Regions from separate parts of the Homo sapiens genome. Here region 1 is linked to region 2. Evidence: read pairs that join two places in POLR2A ChIA-PET (ENCODE). Cell type or tissue: OCI-LY7. All regions are shown on one strand. Links, peaks and the distances in the headings refer to the core of each region. The heading gives the core; the rest is flanking DNA.

Evidence for each region. Peaks named below come from ENCODE experiments on the same cell type or tissue, not always from the same donor. Only the 100,000 strongest peaks of a DNase experiment are listed, where the experiment ranks them.
Region 1: POLR2A ChIA-PET joins it to region 2 with 6 read pairs; 4 of 35 experiments call an interaction of 5 or more read pairs at or near these places.

What each region holds. Positions count from the first base shown.
Region 1 is chr12:76,547,572-76,553,490 of GRCh38, forward strand. The region is part of intron 1 of OSBPL8 (oxysterol binding protein like 8); the gene reads right to left. Among named protein-coding and RNA genes, the nearest start is that of OSBPL8, 9.2 kb to the right of the region's middle. In OCI-LY7, for the core only: no CTCF peak of the experiment used is centred there; a DNase peak (open chromatin) is centred at 3,900; H3K27ac peaks cover 745 bases.
Region 2 is chr12:75,956,633-75,964,558 of GRCh38, forward strand. It overlaps the pseudogene RN7SL734P. Among named protein-coding and RNA genes, the nearest start is that of PHLDA1-AS1, 70 kb to the right of the region's middle. RefSeq lists an enhancer at 850-1,795. In OCI-LY7, for the core only: no CTCF peak of the experiment used is centred there; DNase peaks (open chromatin) are centred at 3,019 and 3,589; H3K4me3 peaks cover 2,236 bases; H3K27ac peaks cover 2,997 bases.

The sequences.
Region 1 (5,919 bases), core at 1,884-5,883, 590 kb after region 2:
GGAAAAGCAATGGAGGAAAAAATATCAACTACTGAACCAAAGTAGCTATCACACATGAGGCAGAGAAGTAAATGAAAAAGAATAACCCCTCACCCATCTAGATACACTTGAGAAACAGAACAAAAGACTTCCAAATAATTAAAATGCCACAAGGGTCATGTGTTTAAAGCTAAAATGCCATTCCCTGGAGCAAAGTCACTATTTTACACACAATTCTAAACAGTTTCATTCAGTTTCCAAGTAGCAAACAAGAAATGGCAAGATAATCATAACAACATGCAAGTTGGGGTAGGGGACAACGAAAGGGGAAACAAAAACTATGAAGCAAGCAAGAATTCAGAGTTCAAGTTTTAGGACCAAGCGGCATAAAGGCACAAACAACTATACAAATCAATAGTGAAGGGACATAAGTGTATTTTAACACTGTATCATGATCATCATAATTTCTATGAATAAATCTGCATTAACAAAAAAATAGTTCAATAGGCTCTGTTTCTTCTGTTTATGAAGCTAGAAGAAGACTTCTAATAAAAGATGGGGCGCTAAATACAAACTTTCCCTTCAGTTACTCCAGATACTCCACTGAAATAAAAACAACTCATAAAAGAAAGAAAATCGTAACAGTAAAGAAATTAAAATTGAGGCTAGAAAGAAAATCCAACAAATTTCTGGGAAATGAAAGTATATGTGAGATTGATAGAAATAACAAGCGGAAAAAGCCACAGCCTCATTATAACCTTTAAGAGTGACATGGAAAGGATGGGAACCAATACGTCTGAGAAGATCCCCAGGAAAGCATGATTATAAAGTAAATGGTACAGCAGAGGGTGGAAATAAATAGTAGGGTTAAAAATAAGAGAACTGAGTATTACTTGACTAACTATAAGGGACAGCTATATCTCCCATCCCCTATTTCCAAGCAGTTTCTAAACAACTGACATTTTACCTCCAGGCAAAAAAACAAGTCAGCTTTTCCCTAAAGAAAGTGAACCACTATCTAGGGAAAGCTAAGCGGAGGTGTGGCACAGAGTAAACACATCTCATCCAGCATTTAAAGGGCCCATACATAGCCTAGCAGCTAGCTCCTCTCTCTTTTACCCTAAAACAATCTGCCAAGAGACAGATCCTACTCTGTACTACCTTGCCCCACAAAGTGCTCTGGCCAGAATTCCTACTCAAAGAAAAAAAAATCTAATAGGGAAAACAGTCCAAGGAACAGGGGAGGGAGGGTGACCAGGAACCTAGTCTGTCTTTCTTAACCATGAATGGACAACCAAGAATTATCAGGCACATAAGGAAAACTGAGCATGAAAAAAGAATGATTACAAAAACAAACATAAAAACTGACCGGAGGAGAAAAGGAGATAAATTAGACACAAGGAGACACAAGGTATCTTTAAAAAAATCTAATTTGCACATTCTAAGACTCAAGACGACAATACAACATAGTGTAAAAATGGTGGGAAAAGAAAAAGAGAACAACAAAACTTACAGATTACCCCCAGGAAAATCAGCCAAAATACTAAAGGGGAAAAAAAACCCACAAAATATAAAAGATGAGAGAAGGAAGATCAAGACAGAAAGCAACTGCCTACTGAAAAGCAAAAAACATGATGAAGGGAGGAAATTATTAAAGACAGAGAAGAGTTTCCTGGAATTGGAAAAATAATCTGATTCAGACTGTAAGAGCAACTGAGTATCTAGACAAACAGCCAAACAAAACAAAAATGACCTATACACCTCATTATGACTTTGTAGAAGATACAAAAGAACGGATTCTAAAAGTTTTCAGACAGAATAAAGAACAAATCACCTTAAAAGGATAGTGAATCAGACTGATACATGACTCCTTCTTTTTTTCTTTTGAGACGGAGTCTCACCCAGGCTAGAGTGCAGTAGTTTGATCTCGGCTCACTGCAACGTCCACCTCCCAGGTTCAAGTGATTCTCCTGCCTCAGACTCCTAAGTAGCTGGGATTACAGGCACCTGCCACCATGCCCAGCTAATTTTTAGTAGAGACAGGGTTTCACTATGTTGGCCAGGCTGGTCTCAAACTCTTGACCTCATGATCCACCCGCCTCGGCCTCCCAAAGTGCTGGGATTACAGGCGTTGATGTATGACTTCTAATCAGCATCCCTAGATGCTAGAAGACAACAAAGCAATCCTTTCAGGGTTCTAAAGGAAAATTATTTCTAACTAACAATATTGTACCCAGCCAAATTATCAATCATTTGTGAGAATAGAATGGAGACTTTTTTACACAGAATTCGGAAAGTTTGCCTCTCATACATACTTCTTTTTCAAAGAGTTATTTGAAGATGTACTCCAATAAACAGATCAAGCAGATGCAAAAAAAAAAAAGGAAAAAAAAATATGTATAACAGAATGGATCCAATTCAAGAGTAAGGAGAAAGGAAGTTACAAGAAAAGACCTAGAAGAGTCCAAATGGAGGCAGAGTTACAGACAAATACAGATAAATAGAGAATGCAGCACAAAAGGCAGTATGCTGAAGAGTTGGGGTGTGGGGGGGCTGGGGTGTAGGGGAGGCTATAATAGAGGCATATAGTACAAGAAAAGAGGGCAATTTAAGACACTAAGAAAAACAGGAAGTCCTATTCAAAAACTTTTTTAATTCCAAAGTTAGATTTTGGTCATATCCAAATTTTTTTTTAATTTGATGGTCAGAATTGATAAAATAAATAAAGTCTACTAATTCTCTATATTATCAACATGTTTCTTCTGGCAGCCCAGGGACAGAAAAGGAATAATCATCTAAGCACATTATCTGGCTTAGCATTAAATAATACTTACACAGTCATGGTATCAACACTATTTATTGGTTTTCATAATTTAGAGACAACCTGTGGACATGACAGCTGAGATTACAGGGGAAAAAACGTGTATTTGTTTAGGCCAGGGGTGTCCAATCATTTGGCTTCCCTGGACCACACTGGAAGAGAAGAATTGTCTTGGGCCACCCATAAAATACACTAACACTAACAATAGCTGATGAGCTTTAAAAAACAAAAAAATCTCCTTATGTTTTAAGAAAGTTTATGAATTTGTGTTGGGCCGCATTCAAAACTGTCCTGGGCCGTGCGCAGCTCACCAGCCAGGGATTGGACAAGCTTAGTCTAGCCAATAAAAAGTACAGCTACTGGTTTAGAAGAAATAATCACAAGGTAATAAATGGAAAATTCAAGTAATTTCTAAAGCTGATAAAGAGAAAGGTGAATCAACATTAAGGCTGGGTACCAGGGTTCATGCCTGTAATCCCAACATTTTGGGAGGCAGGAGTTCAAATTCAGCCTATGCAAAATAGCGAAACCCTGTCTGTACAAAAAAAATAAAGTAGCCAGCCACAGTGGCACAAACCTGTAGTCCTAGCTACTGGGGAAGGTGAGGCAGGAGGATCCTTTGAGCTCAGGAATTCTGCACTCCAGCCTGGAGTGCAGGAGACAGGAGGAGACTCTGTCACTCAAAAAATAATACAAACATATATATAGTATATCAAGGAAGAGAGGAAAACACACACACACACACTAGAAACTAGGATGTTTTATAAAAACAACATAGCTTCCTTTATTGGATATACAGAAATGAACTGCTCCCCATGAACCTTACCCAACCCCTAAAAGGGGAAAAAGTTCTTTAATTAAGGATAATAGTTTCTTTCCATTTAAAATCATTTCTTTCAGATTCACTCATTCACTCAATCTTTAAAGCAGTAGTTCTCTACTGAGAGTGACCTTGTCCCCAGGGAACATCTGGCAATATCTTGAAACATTTTTCATTGTCACAATTAAGAAAGATGGTACTAGCATCTAGTGAGTAGAGGCCAGGGATGGTGCTATACATTCTACAATGCACAGGAACACACAACAAAGAATTATCCAGCCCAAAATATCAACAGAGTCAAGTTAAGAAACCCTACTTTAAGAAAACTCTTCAGACTTGTATAGATTTTCTCTGTTCCTCATTCTTATCATGGTGACTGGGCGTAAGATAAAGCTTTCATGGGCATCTGGAGTATTATGATTAGCCTGAATACAGACCCATGGATTGCCCTGGGGATCCTCACAGGCCTCTAAGGTTTGAATATTGGCCCTCACAGAGTCACAATGGCACATGCTGATGAATATGTTGGAACAGTATCCAGAGGATCTCCTAACTTGGCCCCACCCACCTCAGCTCCTGCTGGTACGGATATTATTACAGTCTCGACTACCTCGTCTATCCAGTCCCTGGCTTATACTTAAGGCAACACTAGCTGCTTAACAAATAAACCCCAGATTTTCGGTAGCTTCACACAATTAAAATTTCTCATTAATATTACAATCCATTGTGGGTATTCCTATTTGGTACACAAATTTCTTTCACATGGTAAATTTAGGGACTGTAGAACATTCCAATCTTATGGTTTTACTATCCCTTAAGAGCCTAAACCTCTGCATCTGGCCCTTGAATTAGAAAAGAGAAGGTGAAGAAAGAATACCTATTTTTTCTGCCACTTCAACCCAGAAGTGACAACAAATTGATTTCTATTCACATTCACTAGTGAAAAACTAGTGGCAGGCACAGTGGCTCACACCTGTAATGCCAGCACTTTGGGAGGCTGAGGCGGGCAGATCGCTTGAACTCAGCAGTTAGAGACCAGCCTGGGCAACATGGTGAAACCCCATCTCTACCAAAAATACAAAAAATTTGCCAGGCACGGTGGCACATCCCTGTAGTACCAGCTACTCGGAAGGCTAAGGCACAAGAATCACTTGAGCCCAGGAGGCGAAGGTTGCAGTGAGCCAAGATCCTGCCACTGCACTCTGGCCTGAGCAACAGAGCGATACCCCATGTCTCCAAAAAAAAAAAAAAAAAAAAAAAAAAAATGTTGCAAGCAAGAGGGAGCACAAATTTTTGTGGGCAATGAAATGAATCTGCCCTTCCCACAACCTCTGTCTACTACATGGTCCCTCCCTCACAATAGCAGCCTAATGACAGGCTTCCTGGCTCTCACTCTACTAACTTCTATTTCCTTCACTAGTCATATGTGAGAACATCCAGATCTCTTTCAGACCATGTAAGAACCATGGAAAACTCACAGAGTGCTATCTCTGGCCCCCTCTCTGCTTAAATATGCCATTTTCTTCCCTTTTGGCCACCCCAAGTCAGCATAGGGCCAGTGCAATAGGCTAGTAAGTGGCTGTACCAGTTCTGAACTTTGGCAGTCTGGCTCCAGGGTTCGTGCTATTCTGCCTCTCCAGATTTCTAAAATAGGTGATAAGACAGAGCACTTCCATTACTACCAATGGATATTTGTAAAGCACCTACATCTTGCAAAACAGCCTAGAACTATTACAAACTCCACACTATGATGCACAGCACTGCTTTTCTTTACTTCCAAATTGCTGATCTTACAAGTTATTATAATCATAACAATGCACAAAATTACACACTAAGCAAAGCTAGTCTCCAGAAGTCCCTCATCCTACTCTCCACTTGAACAATGTACCTGTGCCCTCACATCCAAAGCACCCCACCTCATTACTCTACCCGGTAATAATGTTACTTAGATTGAACTTCTCTCTCTCCAGATCTACCATACTTCCATCCCATCAAAATATACCAACATAGATTCCATAATTTCCACATGGGCCCCAGCCTTCCTTGTAAAAAATTATGTAATCTGACAAACTATTCCTGCTAATATGTAGGCATTTGGCAGCCAAAAAGCAAAAATTACCTTACTGGTGGTCATCTCAACAGGACAGATTTCAACTGTACAGATCTGTGTCCCTCAAATATCACTAAATAGGCCTGGCATGGCAGCTCACATCTATAATCCCAGCACTTTGGGAGACCAAGGTGGGAGAATCATTTGAGGCTAGGGGTTCAAGACCAAGCTGGGCAACATAGTGAGACT
Region 2 (7,926 bases), core at 1,758-5,757:
ATATTGCCCGGGCTGGTCTTGAACTCCTGGCCTCAGGTGATCTGCCCGCCTTGGCCTCCCAAAGTGCTGGGATTACAGGCATGAGCCACCGCACCTAGTCTCTTCTGTAAAGTTTTTTTTTTTTGATGGAGTCTCCCTCTGTCACCAGGGCTGGAGTGCGGTGGCGCGATCTCAGCTCACTGCAACCTTCACCTCCCGGGTTCAAGCAATTCTCCTGCCTCAGCCTCCTGAGTAGCTGGGATTACAGGCGCCCACCAGTACACCCAGTTAATTTTTTGTCTTTTTTAGTAGAGACGGGGTTTCACCATGTTGGCCAGGCTAGTCTCAAACTCCTGACCTCGTGATTCGCCCTCCTCGGCTTCCCAAAGCGTTGGGATTACAGGCGTGAGCCACCACGCCTAGCCTCCTGTATACTTTAACTAGTCTCTAGATTACTTACATTATCTAATAAAATATAAATGTTATGTAAATAGTTGTTATACTGTATTATTTAGGGAATAATGACAAGATCTAAAAGTCTGTATATGTTCAGTACAGAGATAATTATTATTTTTTTTGAAATGCTTTGATTCACAGTTGGTTGAATCCACAGATGCAGAATCCGCAGATAGAGGTGGCTGACTGTCCTTTTATGAATTAATTGCTCATATGCCTTGTAAGTGTTCTGTATATAGTAAAGATATTAAACCTTTACATATATATACTTTGTAAAAAATGAACTTCTATAATTTACATACTATGCCCAATAGTTTTTGTCTGCCTTGCCGTATATGTCATTTAAATTATTCCTTTCTTCCCTCCTTGGCTGCATTTATGACTTTCCTAATAATATTTCTAAAAGACCACTATCATCTTGAAAGAGTACAGTACATAACCCATGACGCAGGGGAGAAACGGGTACAGCAGGCAACTCTGTTCAATTTGTATGGAAAAATGTCTTGCATTTTTTCACTTTTTTGACTTGAAATAATATTTTACATCATGATTCAATGTACCTCATGTAAGTATATATGTAAATATACATAGGTAAAGCATGTTAAGTAAATGTACATATCACATATAAGTATACAGGTATAAAATAAATAAAAGTTTTCTAAAACAGTACTATCATGTTTAAAAAAAAGTTTACATACTGTACTTTCTGTTGTCTTAGGATAGATGCATGAGAAGAAAGGATACTTTATAAGGTAAGAACTCAAAAGAGGCAGGTTTCAGTATGTTGTCCAGGCTGCAAGGCAGTCGCTCTTCACAGGTGTGATGCCAATACCGATCAGTGTGGGAGTTTTGCACTGCTCTGTTTCCAACCTCTGCCACTTCACCCCTCCTTAGGCAACCTGGTTGTCTCCTGCTTCTGGGAGGTCACTACATTGATGCTGAACTTAGTGCAGACACTCAATTGGCATCATGCACTACAGCCAAGAACTCCTGGACTCAAGCGATCCTCCCACTTCAGCCTCCTGAATAGCTGGGACTATAGATGCATGCTATCATGCCTGGTAGTACTATCCTTAATACCTGCCTTGTACACAGATATTTTTCCTTTTTTCGTAGGCTAGTTGATATCAAATTAAGTTGAGTTCATGAGCCATTAATAATACCCAACCCACAGTTGGAGAAACACCATAATAATTGAAGATGCTCTGGATCCAGGAAAGAAATATAAGTATAAGCATCCTTATGTTTTCAGAGTTTAATTAATTAAAAGAAGAGTTTCTGGAATTGGGCTGCTTAGTTCAAAATCTGGTTTATGAACCATGGGAACTTGGGCAGAGTTCTTCATCTCGCTGCCTGGTTTATTTAACTTTCAAACAGGGACAATATTAATTCCTACCTTATAGAAAAGTCATGAGAGTTAAATGAGATGGTATGTGTACAATACTTAAGAAGCATGTGAAAAGCATTCAAAAATGCTATGAGATACAAGTATTCCCATCTTTATGTTTTTGGAGTCTAATTAATTAACAGAAATCTGTATTATGTTACCTGAAATATGTATTATACATGTATCATCTCATTTAAACTCTCATGAATTTTCTATAAGGTAGGGATTAATACTGTCCCCATTTGACAGTTAAAGAAACTAGGCAGAGAGGTGAAGAAACCTGCCCAAGTTCCCATGGTTCATAAACCAGATTTTGAATTAAGCAGCCCAATTCCAGAAACTCTTCTTTTCAACTCCTCTGACCTTCCACTTGCTCTGCTGCAGCCCAATATGAGTCCAGGGGCACTAACCCCTAAGTGAGGAAGAAAACTGATTGCAAAATTTAGCACCAAAGCTATAGAAAGTTTTGAGGTTTCAATAAACCGTAAGGCAGTGGGACAGGAAAGAGATTAGAAAGCAGAGAGTGAGGGTGAATGAGGGTCCGCCATCAGAGTAGCCATAGGCTGTTTGCAAAGAACCTGTTCTTTTCTAAATCTTTCTGTTCCTGCCGAAGGAGGAGTAGGTAGAAGAAACATGAAGCTCAAATAAAACAAGTGCAGGAGGAATATTAGGTCATCGGGCCTGGTTTATCTGTCAGCATTAGGCAGATATCTGTAATGAAATTCCACTATAAACATATACATGCAGGCATTTGTCTATCTTATTTTTTAGATGCAAATCTGTATTGGAATGTATAAACAAGGGTGGGAGGGAAAGGGAGCTGAAGCCATTTTTTTGAGGCTAGGAACTGTAACAAAGGCTATCCCCAGGCAAAATTTAGCCTTTATGATGTTAATTGAGGCATACCTTCCTGCAGTCCAGGTTTTAGCAGAGTCCAGAGCCTTAAAGGAGAGTCTGCCAGAATTTGGGCTTTTATAGTCACTCACTCCAACCCTCTTTTTCTTTTCTTTAATGGCTTACTATTTGTGTTTAAGTTGAAAACTTAGCTTCTTCTACTGGAAGAAGATGATGGGTTTGGTTTTCTAATAAAAAGACTACTATCAAAGTGGCAGGAAGTCTTGTTCACGCAAGTCTTTAAAAACTGCTGCAGTAATTCAGGCCAGCATTTAGTAACATCACAACCAGGAAGTCCTTTTTTAGATCTAATCTACATCCATCTTGCTGCAATTTATAAATAAATGTTGGCTTCCCACCCCAGCCCTAGAGTGCTGAATGCCCAAGGAAAATTTAAAACAGTGACTGAGTGCATACCAAACAGAGCCATCAGCAGAGTTCATTCATTTGCATACAACACATTGTGATCCTCGGATAAAAGATGCTACATTTGTACAAAGCCTTGCTAATGTTTTTTACAAATTAGTCCCATAATTAAACCCCTGCAAATAGTAATTGCAAATACTTACTTCATTACTAAATAATTCCTATTCAGAAAAGAAAAATCCAGCTCATTTACTTATTTTATTGTTGGACAGATATATACAATAGATCTTTATCTGAAGACATAGGGCATTGAGCTCTTGCTGAGATAAATTAGGAACAATGCTGAGATAAATTAGGAACAATGCTTTCAAATCCTGTGCACCAGAAAAAAAAAATGTGCTTCAGCTTTGCAGGTGTTGGCTGGAGGTGGGAGTTTCATGGTTGCATATTAACTCTCTGACCTCCCCTCGATAGCCAGGTGACAGCTGCAGTGAGGTTTCTTTGAAGTGTGACATTCCTTCGGCACTTCAAAGGACCCAGGCCTCTGAGGCAGGTATGTTTGCTGGCCACACCTGGTACCTGCCAACCCCACTGTAGCAGCTGGTGGACAGGAAGCTCCTAGGAACTAGCCCAGGGTCTCTCTAATGAAGTACATCTGACTGATACTGTTCCAAAGTGGGAGAGAAAGGCCCTCACATCAGTGAAGAGCTTCAAGCTCTGTCGTTTTCTAAGGAAACAATGTCTCCTCCACCCAGGTCAGCACTTCATAGCCCGGAAAGCAGCAAGTATGGAATTTTGACTAGAAAGTGCCCTTTGTGAAAATCAAACTTTATTCACACAGGCAAGAGGTCTGAGCAGATTGCTAAAGAGAGACTTAGTTAAAAGTGAAATGTGAGCAGAATGCTAAGGCTGAAAACTATTGCTGGGAAAGGTAAATGTGAAAACACCCTAATAATTGAATCCAACATGCCAAAGGGAGCACTTTGAGGTCAGACCTAGAATAGGAAAATAACCCTGGCCTCGATCCAAGTTGGTTAAAAAGCACTTAGCACATACGATATACTCCACACCATTGCCAATCCCCCAAAACAACCACCTTTTGGTGCTTCTTCTGAGTAACAAGTTTTTGGGTTTTGTTTTGTTTTGTTTTGTTTTTTGAGATGCAGTCTTGTTCTGTCACCCAGGCTGGAGTGCAGTGGTATGATCTTGGCTCACTGCAACCTCTGCCTCCCAGGTTCAAGCGATTCTCCTGCCTCAGCCTCCCCAGACACTGGGACTACAGGTGCCCGCCACCACACCCAGCTAATTTTTGTATTTTTAGTAGAGTTGGGGTTTCACCATATTGGCCAGGCTGGTTTTGAACTCCTAAACTGGTGATTCACTCGCCTCAGCCTCCCAAAGTGCTGGGATTACAAGTGTGAGCCACCGCAACTGGCCCTGAGTAACAAGTCTTACTGAGTCCCTACAGTACATGACCTGGTGTCAGGAAGGTAAATAAAACGCAGTGCTTCTCATTTACCATCTGGTTGAGACTTTCAGCTGTAGACCTCCCTGTCAGGCATTTAGCCTCTAAAAACAGATGCCCTCAGGTCCAAATCAGAGCCCTTCCATTTGCTGTGAGTCCTTGGGCAAATGGACTTAATTTTTTTTTGTCTCAGTTCCACCCTCAGAGAATAGCAATGAGGATTAGAGAGAATGCATGTACAATGACTAGGACAGTGTCTGGAGCTCAACAACAGGTCAACAAATATGAGCTAATACTCTTACAGCTATTACAGGGAAGAAGATGATAAGGTGGGATGTGGCCTTGGAAAAACCACTGTCCCACCCAGCTTATGGATCACATTGACTGTCAATGAACTGTATCTGCACTCATAACTCACTTGTTTCTGGAGGAAGATAGGTCTTACACTAGCTGTTTATGTTCCACGGGAGAATGCTATGAACCTAGGAACCAGGTCTCTGGTGTTTTCTGTTTGTTTGTTTTTGTTTTTTTGGAAACAGCTTCTCACTTTGTTGCCCAGGCTGTAGTGTCATGGTGCAGTCTCAGCTTGATTGCAGCCTTGACCTTCTGGGCTCAAGCAATCCTCCCACCTCAGCCCCCTGAGTAAGCTGGGACTACAGGCATGCACCACCATGCCTGGCTAATTTTTGTATTTCTCATAGAGATGGGGCCTTGCCATGTTGCCTAAGCTAGTCTCAAACTCCTGGCTCAAGGGATCTGCCCACCTCCTCAGCCTCCCGAAGTGCTGGGATTCAGGCATGAGCCACTGCACCTGGCCTCCAGTGTATTTTCCTACAGCATCTGGCAGGGAAGCCAATGCAATGGACCTCACCCTGCCAAGGCGTGGCAATGAGCTGGAAGAGCCTATACTGATCCCACCCACTACCTCCCAGTAGCATGCATGCACAGTGCTCAGCTCATGGGCTTGCGGTGAGGATTAAGTAAGATCGTGAGGGTGATGCTCTTAGTGTAATGGCTGGCACATACTAAGGATTCAACACTTGTTTACTCCTCTTATTAAGTTAAGATACAACCATTGTGCCTGGAACAGCAAGTGATTCTTTTTTTTTTTTTTTTTTTTTTGAGACAGTCTTGCTCTGTCGCTCAGGCTGGAGTGCAGTGGCGCAATTTCGGCTCCCTGCAACATCCACCTCCTGGGTTCAAGCAAAATTCTCTACCTCAGCCTCCCAAGTGGCTGGGATTACAGGTGCTCGCCGCCACACCTGGCTCACTTTTGTAGCAGAGACTTGGCCAGGCTGGTCTTGAACTCCTGACCTCGTGATCCACCCGCCTCGGCCTCCCTAAGTGTTGGGCTTACAGGCATGAGCCACCATGCCTGGCCGGTAAGTGATTCTTTTCCATAAAAACATCCATTCCCATCGCTGAGCTAGCCCTTCCATAAAATGCAAGATAACTGCAGAGAGAAGACAAAGGCAGAGAGTGAAAGGCTCATTTAGCTTTGCATCCTCACATGCATTATAGAATATGGTCAGAGAATAGCTTCAGAATTCAGAAAGGTCAGGGTTGGAATCTTGACTGCACAACTTAGTAACCAAGTTACTTAGCCTCTCCAAGTCTCAGCATCCTCGTCTATAAAATGGAGAGAGAGGTCATACAAATGAAACATAAGGTATGTAAAATATCTAGCCTGTTAGAACACACCTAATAAGATACACTCATGGCACCAACTTTCTCTCATGGTTCTCCCTTCAAGCATTTTATATATTCCCTTTTAACGAGTACTTTGTAAAGGCTGTAAAAATTGGCTTGCAAAATAGCATAAGATTGCATGACGGCAAACATCGTTGCTTTCCTCCAGAAAGCATGAGCTAGTGAACCTAGCATGGCAGCATATCAGCTGTGCTTCCCATCCAGAGGTAAGACTGGGCCCAGCCAGAAGGGAAAGGCAGAAATTTACTCTGATTAACACCAACCCTTCCTTTTGACTACCTCCCAACAACTTTGTCTCCATTACCAACTAGGCAGTATCTTCCAGGCCTTTAACACACGCGCACACACACACACACACACACACACACACACGCACACACGCACAGAGAGAGAGAGAGACCTACATTTTATTTATCCCCCTCTTTTCTTCACATAGGTAGGAGTATGTACTATGATGTGGTAGAAATGGCCTGAACTTTGAGGCCAGACACACTGGTGATTTCCCAAAGGAAACTAGTTCAAATTGACCCAGTTTTGCTAAGGCCTCACCCCAGCCATGTCTACCTTCTCTATCAAGGTCAAGGCATGTACAATCTCTCACCTAAACCTCATAAAATAACCCCTGTCCAGACTCTCCACTCCACAACAATTCTCCTCTGTTAATCTCTCATTGGCTGCCATGAGGATCTATGTCCACATTTTACCCACCTCCTCCCCCACTGAACAACAATTCTGTGATTATGGGAGTGATGAACATTAATACTGCTACTATCACTGTTATGACAGCTTGCCTTTATTAAGGCATTGTGCTAAGGGCTATGGATATGTTAGATCATGTTATTTCTCATAACAACCCTGTAAACTGAGTATTATTTTTCCAATTTTTCAAATAAGAAAACTAAGACTCAGAGAACTTGGGTAACCTGCCCAAGGCCATAAGTCTCAAATATAGAAGCTCTGGAATTTCAAACAGGTTAGTTCATTCATTCATATATCCATTGATTCATTCCCTCAACATTCAAAATAGTTATTGAGTATATTCCCTGTGCCAGGAACCAGTGAAGCTAGGTTTTGGTTATCAACAAACAAGATGGATGCTATTCCTGTCTTAGAGGGATTTATCTTCAGTCTGATTCCAAATCCTGTTTCTTTACCACTACATGTATCATTTCCCAAATTAGGGATCAAACAGTCATACCAGTTAGTATAGTATACCTTAACCTGGAAAAGAACTGACACCTTCACTTACATGGAGACTGTAGCCTGATATACCCTGCCATCACCCTTCACAAGCAAAAGGAAAAATTTCTAAAGAGTTCTAGAAAATTCAGACTATATTCTGGAAGTACAACTCTAGAAGCCTGGGACCTCTGCATTCTAGTTCTGCTCAGTTTGAATATGGCACTAATGTGGAAGTCCACGAGTGTCTGTCACTCATGGCTGGCCACACCCCCTATTCTTGCACAGGTTCCCTCCCTGCCTGAGGAAGTATTTCTAACAGATATTTCAGTTCACTTCCTTCTCAGGCTGGCCTTGCCTCACTTCTAGGATTGTTTCTCTATCCATCTCCTACACACAGCCAGGCCACACAGGTAGGTTCCTACTTAGTATTTTAGTATGATTTCAGAAATACTGAGAAGCTAACAGTACCATCTCCTTCTCCAGGGCT